Regions from separate parts of the Mus musculus genome. Here region 1 is linked to region 2. Evidence: chromatin loops called from intact Hi-C (ENCODE). Cell type or tissue: heart. All regions are shown on one strand. Region 1 holds the start of Pde4b (phosphodiesterase 4B, cAMP specific). Region 2 overlaps Pde4b (phosphodiesterase 4B, cAMP specific).

Region 1 (5,000 bases), 190 kb after region 2:
ATAAAGTAATAGCATGATTTTAGGCACTTCTGAGTCTATATCTTAGAATTTCTAACTTAAGTGCGTGGTCTAGAAAATGCCAATCACTAATCAGAAAAGGCTAGTTACATTTCATCGTGACAAAACGGCAAAACTAAGGCGGGCATGCTAAGCTTCATCACACAAAAAGAGAATGAAACAGCACTGGGCTCTTGAGATTTGGGGAAAAAATCATTCAAATACATAAGAGGCATATCTATTTTCCTTGCCTATTTCATGACAATAAACTTGGAAAATGTTAAGCATCTTACAACAGATCCAATAACAAAAAGAAACATCACTGGAGATTTAATCAGGAGCTGCAAACAAGTTGAGAATCAACTTTACTAAAGACACATAAAGGGAAGGAATGTGAACTGGGAGGAAAGTGTGAACACAATCGTACCTACAGATGTTTTAGAAGTCTGATGATTAATGACTTCTTTATGCCTGTATTGAATTACATTATGCCAATGTCTTGTTTCTTTTTTTGGCAATTGTGGGAACTTTTGTTTTAACTCATCTAAAAGATCATTTTATTAGCATAAGTAACCTCACATATCATTACATTGTTCTTTTTGCAACTTGCAAGAAAATTTGTGTAATGCATGAGTAAAACTGACTCTTTAATCATTCTAAAACTTCATTCTTTTGAAAAGAAAAAAAATCACTAGTATTTATAGCTCGGTGCTTCTATCACATCAAGAATCTATTCTAAGAAGAAGAAAGGTCACATGATTATAAAGTACCAAAAATTCCACATTAGTGAAAATATCAGAACTTTAAGAAGATTATCCAGACTTTGAAAATTATACACCTAAAATTAAAAGTCCTTCATATCAATATAATGATTTGCTAGTCCTTCAGTTAGCAAGACATATACATTTATTCATTAAATAAATATTTCCCTACATATGTTCCTTTAATGAGAACTATGCTCGTGCTTATCTTCCTGTATTCAGTTACACCACTCAGCAGATTAACTATAAAGTCACATGTGTTGGAGGAGAGGCAAAGAATGAGAGAAAGGACTGCTTCCAATCAGCACATAGTTTTACATGAACACCCTCTTTCTACAAATGCTATCACCATTGGTAGGCTTTGAAAAACCTAACCACGTGTGTTCTACAGGCAACCGAGCACAATGAAATAACAGCATACGCTTCATCAAAATGACCAAACAGTTCTCCAAGAAATAATACCACACCACAGTCAGAAGCAAGAGAAAATAGATCATCTCTAACTATGTGAAGTATATGTTGGCAGAACATTGGCTATTTGTCAAAGTGAGCTACATCTTTCTATGGGTAGCTATGATTAATCAACACATTGTGCACAGAGCGAGCACATTTTTTTTTTCCTGGTGAGGAGGAAACAACACAGTGCATATTAATTTTCGAATATCCAGTGGCCTTGGTTGATTATGCTAGCTGGCACTCTAGCATGTAGGCACAAAATTGCTGTGGGGATTACCTTAAAAAACCACATCCTGCTTTTCTTGCCATGTTGCCTATTAAATAAGACTGAGCTGCAAATACCAATTTGGAAGGTTATCTTAATTTGAAAGACACATCCCTTCAAAGAAACCTGAGGTGGCCCAGGCTTTTCAGGTCAAAGTAACTTAATGTTGGGGTTCTCTCCTTGTGCTTCTTCACTGCACTGCTTTAAGGAGGCCAGCCTCCTGTTTTTACATCCAGTGTAAATAAAATATATGCTGGAGGTAGGGAGTTCAACTCAGCTTCTACAGAGACACTAACCTCTTATACTTGGCATACCTAAAAGATACAAAATTTTTGGAATCATAATACAACTGATTGTCAGTGACACTTTGTAAGTTAGAACTTAGTTTCCCTACCCTTTAAGTAATGTAAAGATAAAAGTTTGTAAGGAGAAAGCTCACTCTGGTTATGCCCCATAGTCATGATGAGACAACACATTTATTGAGGCTTTTATAAGTTATCTTAAGGAATAGATTAGAATTGAGATGAAAATACCTATTCTTGTACCACAAAAACAAAACAAAAACAAAGCCCCACTGCTAAAATCATAGAACAGAAATGAAACAAAAATCTTACTTTTAAAAGGTCCCTCAATTCCCTATTTTCCAAAAGACATTTTTATAAGCAGTCACTTCGAAGAGTCTCCACGGTCAGAGGCTTATTTTATCTGGAAACAGCAGGTAGCACAAAGATACTTAAGCACACTGTACACTTCTGTATTCTTAGCTGACCTACTGTACCCCTTCAACTCAGACTTGCGCTATGCATTCCGAGCAAAACTCAGACATTCCATTCTCAACCTTTCTAAATCACTACTGAGAAGCCAAGAATCTGCCTAGCACTGGGATGCCTTTAAGTCCACTCTTACCATGTATGAGCCACCGTGAAGCGACGCCGCTGTCGGATGCTTTTATTCACCAGCAACTTTCTGAAAAAGCATGGTGAATTCCTTGGTGAACTGCGTGGAGAAATTTTGGGAGATGTAGGTCTGTTTCCTGGTAGCTTTGGAAGCTCAAGTTCCAAGCGCATCTGCTCCTTGAAAGTCTTTATGCAAACCTCAGATTCCGAAGCAGTAAATTCTTTTGGAGAATTTTTTGCTGTCATGTCTCGTATGGAGTGCTAGCTAGCATTCACCATCCAAAACAGCAGTCTTGAACATAGCAAAGGCACTGACGCGGGTTAAAAGGCTGCTGGGTCCGCACACTCTTCCCAGGCTAATTTGGGAAGCTGTGGTTTCAATCCTGGAGCACTTCAGAGCAAGAGGAGCATACTGGGAGACTGGCAAGACAGCCTGTCACAAGGAGCTTTATCAGGCTGCCTTTGCCTCTGAAAATGCGCCAAAGTGCTTCCTCTGTCACCAGCCTCCTTGTGGATGGGGTTTGTCTGCAAGTTACACACTGAGACTCACTGAATCCATTCAGCTGAATATATCAACTCATGAAATATTCATGAGGGCTTTTGATAAATCCTTTATATGTATTTTTTTTTTTAAAGAAAACCTTATCAAACAAGCTGCATTAACTCGGACAGTAAGCAAAGCCTGGCCACCCAGTCACTTTTGTCTGCACAAAGGGCGGAACCAGAGCCCATCCAGCATGTGCTTTTAAAGTCTTCATTCAGAATTATCTTGCTCAGCAAAGCACCGCCGTAACTCCGCCTATCAAACGCTATTGGCCCAGGATTCTTTAAACAACTGGGCTATCTCCCCCCTGAAAAATACCCTCCACTGCTCGGATTTGCACTAAATTCGTGAGGCTATCGTCTTTGTCACAGTCAAAACTGATTAAGTCAGGGATTGCCAAAAGCCTCAATAAAACAGCTTTTCAGATTCCATTTCTGAATCAAAGAGCTGAATTGCTGAAGTTCCCCCCCCCCTACCCCCACCCCACTTCCTTCTTTAGAAGATCCCAAGCAGCATCAGTTAAAAAAACAAAATGTCACTTAACAGGAAAACATTGGCTTTGGTTCATTTCCCCAAGGAATTCAAAACCTAATTTTTATTCCAATAAACATTACTCTCATTGTTCTCTTTAGGCTCATTGTTTGCAATCTGCCCACATAAGCCACTTGATACTGAATGCCTCTTCTGATGGCCAAAGCACCCCTAATCTGAAATGGAAGTAAGAGCCAGAAAAAACATGCACCCCAAGTTAGGTACTGTGCATGTGTTTGTGTGTGTGCTGAGAGGTGCACAAGGTGTGTATCTTTGTGCCTGTGTGCACCAGAGAGTGGGTTTCTACATTGCTTGTGAGAAGCCATGGAGTCAAGGAATGTCTTCAACCTGGCTAGGCTTGGCTTTTCTTTTCTTTTTGCCTTTTTTTTTCCTTTTTTCTTTTTCTCTTCTTGGGCATGAGAGCACAGCTTCTATATATTTAAAGGCATACTGAAGTATAATGAGGTCCATTGCATGTTGTAAAATATTTATTCACAGTGATGGTCATTGGATCCAGGTTGATCTCAAATAAATGTGGCAAAGTACGATAGGATTAATCAGCAAGAATGACAGAAAAGGTAAAGATGCACAGTAGGACTTCAGTGAAAATCAGACATTCATTTTCACACTAATGTGTAGGGTCGTCCAGCTGTATAAATCTCTCTATATGTCTGTCACACACTAAAAATGTGCTGAAGATTAGAGGGCTAAATAACGGCAGAACATCGCCTCTGGGTAGGAGAAAGGCATCCCACTGCAAACCTTAGGGAAGGAACTGGAACTTAAACTACTGACTTTTAAGTACCACTTCTGAAAACCCATCATGATCTAAACAACTAACTAAAGAGCACGGTGAACAGATGTGCAGATCTAAACAACTAACTAAAGTACATGGTGAACAGATGTGCAGTCGTGAAATCTTAGATGGGGCTGAATGTTCCTGGTTTATGAATGATTTCTCAAACCAGGAAACAGAGCCAGGGGACTGAAGGGACTCATCCAAATCCATCCTGGTGACTGATGTCATCACTACATCTCCCACTCCAGTTTCCTGACTCCTGGTAGCACTGTTTATTTCATTATAAAGTGCTTTTGTCTAGGCAGGCCTTAGTGCAGCTTCTTGGGGTCTGAAAGTATTTTGAGTATCTTGAAAAGATAGAATGTTGATAATATGGAGAAAATGTGGTTAACGCTACCCACTATTTGCTAAATTCTGCAGCAAGTCTTTTACCCAAAATACTATTTTTTTAAAACTGGGACCTGAGATTATATGATTCTATCATGATTCACAGTGACCTATTAGCAAAAATAAAATAGCAAGTGGGATTCATTAAAGCCATTTCTCATAGTTAATTTTCAAAGCTGACGAGATAAATAAGAATTTTAGGAATGTCTTCTCAGAAAAAAAAAAAGTAATGGCAAATTGTGTAGCCCTAATATCGCTAAGTGTAAATTGAGGTTCTGATAGGAGAATGCTGCTTATATCACCTCTTGATGGCATCCCACATACCTGTCTTCAGTCTGCCAATGGTCTCAAAGCTATATATATA
Region 2 (5,000 bases):
ATTGACTGCACTATACAGCATTGTTATTTAGTTTATCTTTAGTAGAAGTATAGAAAATTCACCTATAGGCAAGAAGAGTATTTGAGGTAGATGTTAACAACTGGAAGCCCATGAAGTCTTCCTAGTGTCTCAGTGGATTAGAAAGAAGAGTGGGGATATAGGGAATGTAGTGAGTGTTTAAACACATATTGTCATCGGAGTTTTTGGAGAATATGCTGTTTGATGGCCTATAAAAGGCATGGCTTTTGCACAACTGAGAAGATATGGCTACTGTCTGAGTCTTAGAAGACCATGTAATATGTTTATGGGACATGTGATTCTGACAGGCCTGTGTGTGGGGGTTGTCTAGCATGTCTCTTATTTTAAAGTCTGTAATATGCTGCTGCTCAGTGATCATGAAATCTCAAACACAATTTTAAAACAAAGGCTATAGGAGCACTCTTCCTGTGTGCATTCCTGCTGACATGGCACTCCCCATGAGGTCAACCCCGGAGGTCTTACTGCAGTTTCTTGGGTGCAGCTGTCTGAGGGCAAAAGGGTAATGCACTAAGTGCTGGAAAGTGAGACGTGCATAAGCAATTTTGGTCTTATCGCCAGGAGCAGGACTAGAAGGAGCCATGGCAACAGCTGTGACAGCAGTGCCAGTAGCAGCTTGTGAGTGTGATAGGACCCTGGCCATAGTCCTGGCAGGTGCCTCCTGTTCTTTGCTTCCACTTGTCTGCCAAAACTCCTTTTATGGAACCCTAATAATTGTATGGACTATCCTGTATCATGCCAACAAACGGTCATTTTTCAAAGGAACTCAGGATTGGTTTCTGTTGTTTGAAACTAGAGAGGCTGACTGAAACACTGATGGATATGATATGATTCACAGGAGAAAGGCAAAGACCATGGGCACAAAGAGCAGTGCAGTTCCTCAGGCAGAATATACTGCAGTGTGGATGGCAGCAGCTACAAATGTACAAGCGAATACACGAAAGAAAAGTGTTCACAGACAGCATGAGTTTCAGATATGAGCAGGAACCCATGCTTTAAACTTTGTCCGTAAGATAAGGCTGTGTCCTTGAGCACATTGTGCAGGTAATTGAAAATTGAATCTTCGTAGTGTAACTAAGTTAAGGAAAATAGTATATGAAACTTCCATGATTGGAGCAGAAGGTCAATAGATAATAATTTCAATAAGACATAGAATCAGATTCATGGTGCCACAAGGAACCCAAGGAGCATTCCATACATCATTCTTTCTTGGAAAAGCAAGAGCTAGCAGTTCCTTGTGTGTAGATTGCTGTATAAGAAGCAATCATCAACTCCAAAGGTCATTACCCATAAAATTCAAATGAAAGGAATGCAGCTGACCCATATGGTCCATCGTGAGACTAATGGTTGTCTCCCAGCATCCATTATTGAAAATTATCAGGTACTGGTGAAAGATCCTGAAACTCTAGAGAATTAGAGCACATTCATTGGAGTCACAATCCTGGTCTGCCACTTAATATCTGAAAAACTGGAACATGCAAATCTATTTCCCAAATTTACATTTTTCATCTGAAAATAGAAGCCTACCTCAAAGAGTTTCTGTATAAATTAAATAAGATGATATAAATCCAACATTTATCATCAGCCTTAAGTTATAATTAGTAAATTAATATCTTTTCAATATTGTTTCACTGGTCCTCAAAATAGAAAATAAAACCCACATTGCAATATTTATGTATCTTTGGAAGAATAAACTGTATATCATAGGAAATAACGGAGGTTTTTGCTTAGTATTTTAAAACAATAAGTTTTTCTGCTAAAGTAGAACCCAGGTTCTTCCATATTGCTAGCTACCAAGGAATGAGAACCTTCTGAAGGGGGCTACTGTAAATTCTCTTGCCATTACCTGTATAACCATCCTAGGAGGCTCTTAAAGGGCGTAAGCCCACACTAACGCCTTGAACTCCACCTCTCAAACAGGTAGCTAGGCTAAGTGATATTTCTAGCTAGAAGATCAATAAATCTCCTAGGGATCCATTATGTAGTCTCCATTTTTGACACATTCACAGTCAACTAAGTTGCTAGTTGGTGCATTGGTAGAAGAGGATGGCAAAATCAGTCAGTGTAGATAATAGTTTCATGTAAGGGAGCTGTTATGTGCCCCTCCCGTTTTCTACAAGACAAATTTATGACAATTTGTTTCTATTTATGAGTAATGTTCCAAAATGGCAAGGAATATTTTTAAAAGCACACATAGAAAGCGTAGACTATCAACAAGACAGCTGCTTAGGTCCACAGGAAGCCATTGCATGCAGTAGAAAATACACAGCGTTATGGTGCAAATCAGAGGTTTCTCTTGGGATTGCTTTAAACTTTGTCTAAGTAATTGAGTCATACAGAAGCTAGAAAGGTCACATTTTAGGACCCCGGAAGCTACATACTAATTGGTAAAATCAACTCTGAGATCATAAACAACCAGAGATCATACCTTACAGTTCCTTATGCAGTTCTGAAGACTTAATTTCAGGATATGAAGATACTCAAGGCATATTTAGTAATTACAAGCCAATAAGAAGATCCATCCAGGAGGAATAATTATATAATTTCTGCATGGCTTCATGTGTGAAGCTTAGAGAATGGCACTAAGCAGATTCCTCTGTCATTAGGACCTCTGCTGGCGGTGACTCACCGTTTTAACTAGGACTGCCTCATATCCTAAAACAGTGGCTATTCTTGTCTCCCCTTTGAACATAGGAGAAATTAAGCAGACTTTATTTTCTAGTAACTTAAAACCCTTTCAGAAACTTCACTAAACTTGATCCCACTTCCGAGATGATTTCCAGTTACAAGATACAGTTAGTGTAAACTATGATTAAACAAGAAATTTCTGGTTTGAAATGTTTTTCATTTGCCTGAAAGAGCTTGTCTGGTTTGGTGGAAAATTAATTTGTATTCTCAGTGACCAGTGGCTACTTACAACGGCAAAAAATGCCATCTGTGTAAATAATGAGGGATCAGCTCCTAAATGCATGAGAATAATTGCTTTAAACCACATTAAGACATTTAATTTTCATGTGTTTCAACCAGTAAACATTACAACGATCCCGTTATGAATGTACATATTAGGAGTACCAAGTGGTGGCATGAAAAGTATAAATATATACTCATAGACAAGGATGAAAAAATACCATTAGGCACACGTTACAATAAAACAAAATAAAACACATTTCATCCTTTAATTCACAAATAGTTAAGAACATGTAAATATTTTTGTTCTATAATGGATACCTAACCAGTGATACTACTATTTACAGGAATAGAAAAAATACAGAATTTACTGAATTTCTGTTGAGTACAAACATTGCTAATCTTTTGACACAAAGTTTTCTTAGTCTTGGAATTTTCTTTCATGAAGGTTGTGACAATGCACACAAGACCTGTACAGGTTCAATATGGACAATATGTGCCACATCCATGTATCAGACACAATTTCCTCCGAGTCCTCCACCTCCTCAGGCCCTTACCATCTCTTTATTCTCTTCTACTGATTAGGCCCCTGAGACTGGAGACACACCTCCATTCTTTTGTCTCTGACTCAGTCTGAGACAAGGCTCAATACGTAGAGCCAGAATGCCTTTTGCTGGGTTTTCAAGAACATGTAGACAGAAGCCATCTGGTTGGCCATTTGTGCCTAGCTGGTAATTACGTATCTTTCTTGTAGAGAATTTCCAGAGTTCCTCTGAAGGAAATTGGGTTGGATAGAGAAACAGAAAGGTATTCCTGAGAGAAACTGTCCTGGCACGTGGGCATTTCGGGGGAAGAGGGAAACACCTGTCTGGGGAAAGAGATTATGTCTTATCAGAGAGATAATGGCTTGAGAGTCACGTGGTCACTGTTCACCTCCCAGGACTGTGAAGTTCAGAGTTTATAAACCCTTGATGCCTGCAATATTTGTTGGTTCAGTTCTCTCCACCTTACAGCCTTCTCTGTCTTTTTAGGAACTCTGCATATATAGAAAGTCCCTGGCAGAATGGAAGGACCATTGCATAAATGAGTTCTTCAGAGACAAAATGAACAGTCAGTGTAGCTGAAGACAGAAAGATACCGGGGAGGCATCACTGTGTAGACTTCAGGAAATGGAATTTGAAATCTGACAAGAAAGGATTATTTTCCACTTGGATGACATTTGAGTTCCTTTCTCACTTACAAAATAGGACAATTAATAGCAGCAAGTCTGCTCTTTTACAGCACTATTGGCGCGATACCATGGGATGGTGGCTAGGAAACTGTTTTGTAACCATAACAAACTGGACACTAGTTAACAAATATCACTCTGCCATGAAGGTGAGTAATGTTCTGAATAACAGGGGGCTTTGTACCTGATACCCATTGTTACCCTTACTGGTAACATTAAATTATGGATGGATGCTACTAACAAAATATCAATTGGTAAAAGCAATTTTTGTCAACAATTTAAAAAAATTTTTTGGTATCTTAACCTATTTGGTTTAATACATGGCCCAAGATAAACAACTTTTCTATTTGAATTTTCACAAATTCTTGGATATGTTAACGTAAGTGTGGGCTATACCTACCCAGAGTAACATGAATCAAGTTTCATATCATTTGTAATAGATTTACTGTAAAAATTGCAGTTTCTTTAAATTGTATTTGATCTTCACAACATTCCCTTAATGGGGAACCAGGAAGAAAATATTTTAAACATTCAAGAAACACTTCTTTTATACGCCCCAGTATGGGGGAATGCCAGGGCCAGGAAGTGGGAGTGGGTAGGTTGGGGAGCATGGGGAGGGGGAAGGTGATAGGGGGTTTTGGAGGAGAAACTAGGAAAGGGAATAACATTTGAGATGTAAATAAAGAAAATATATACTAAAAAATAAAATAAAACATGACCATTTCAACTAAAATTATAAAACTTGAAATTGAATTATCTTCTTTGATTTGATGAAAATTATAAATTCACTCTATTTGTTTTGAAAATTATGATAGTTATAAATAAAAAT

What was found. A loop is a pair of places that touch in the nucleus more often than their neighbours do. Peaks named below come from ENCODE experiments on the same cell type or tissue, not always from the same donor. Only the 100,000 strongest peaks of a DNase experiment are listed, where the experiment ranks them.
Region 1: it touches region 2 in a loop (2.1-fold over the local background); 2 of 42 quality-filtered maps call a loop at or near these places.

The regions. Positions count from the first base shown.
Region 1 is chr4:102,252,842-102,257,841 of GRCm38, reverse strand. Pde4b (phosphodiesterase 4B, cAMP specific) reads right to left here and starts at 2,903. Exons shown (of 15, transcript NM_019840.2): 1 at 2,386-2,903. The coding sequence starts at 2,621. In heart, a CTCF peak has its summit at 2,888; a DNase peak (open chromatin) is centred at 2,801; H3K4me3 peaks cover 3,675 bases; H3K27ac peaks cover 2,914 bases.
Region 2 is chr4:102,442,352-102,447,351 of GRCm38, reverse strand. All of the region lies in intron 1 of Pde4b (phosphodiesterase 4B, cAMP specific), which reads right to left. Among named protein-coding and RNA genes, the nearest start is that of Gm52668, 71 kb to the left of the region's middle. In heart, a CTCF peak has its summit at 2,638; a DNase peak (open chromatin) is centred at 631; H3K27ac peaks cover 416 bases.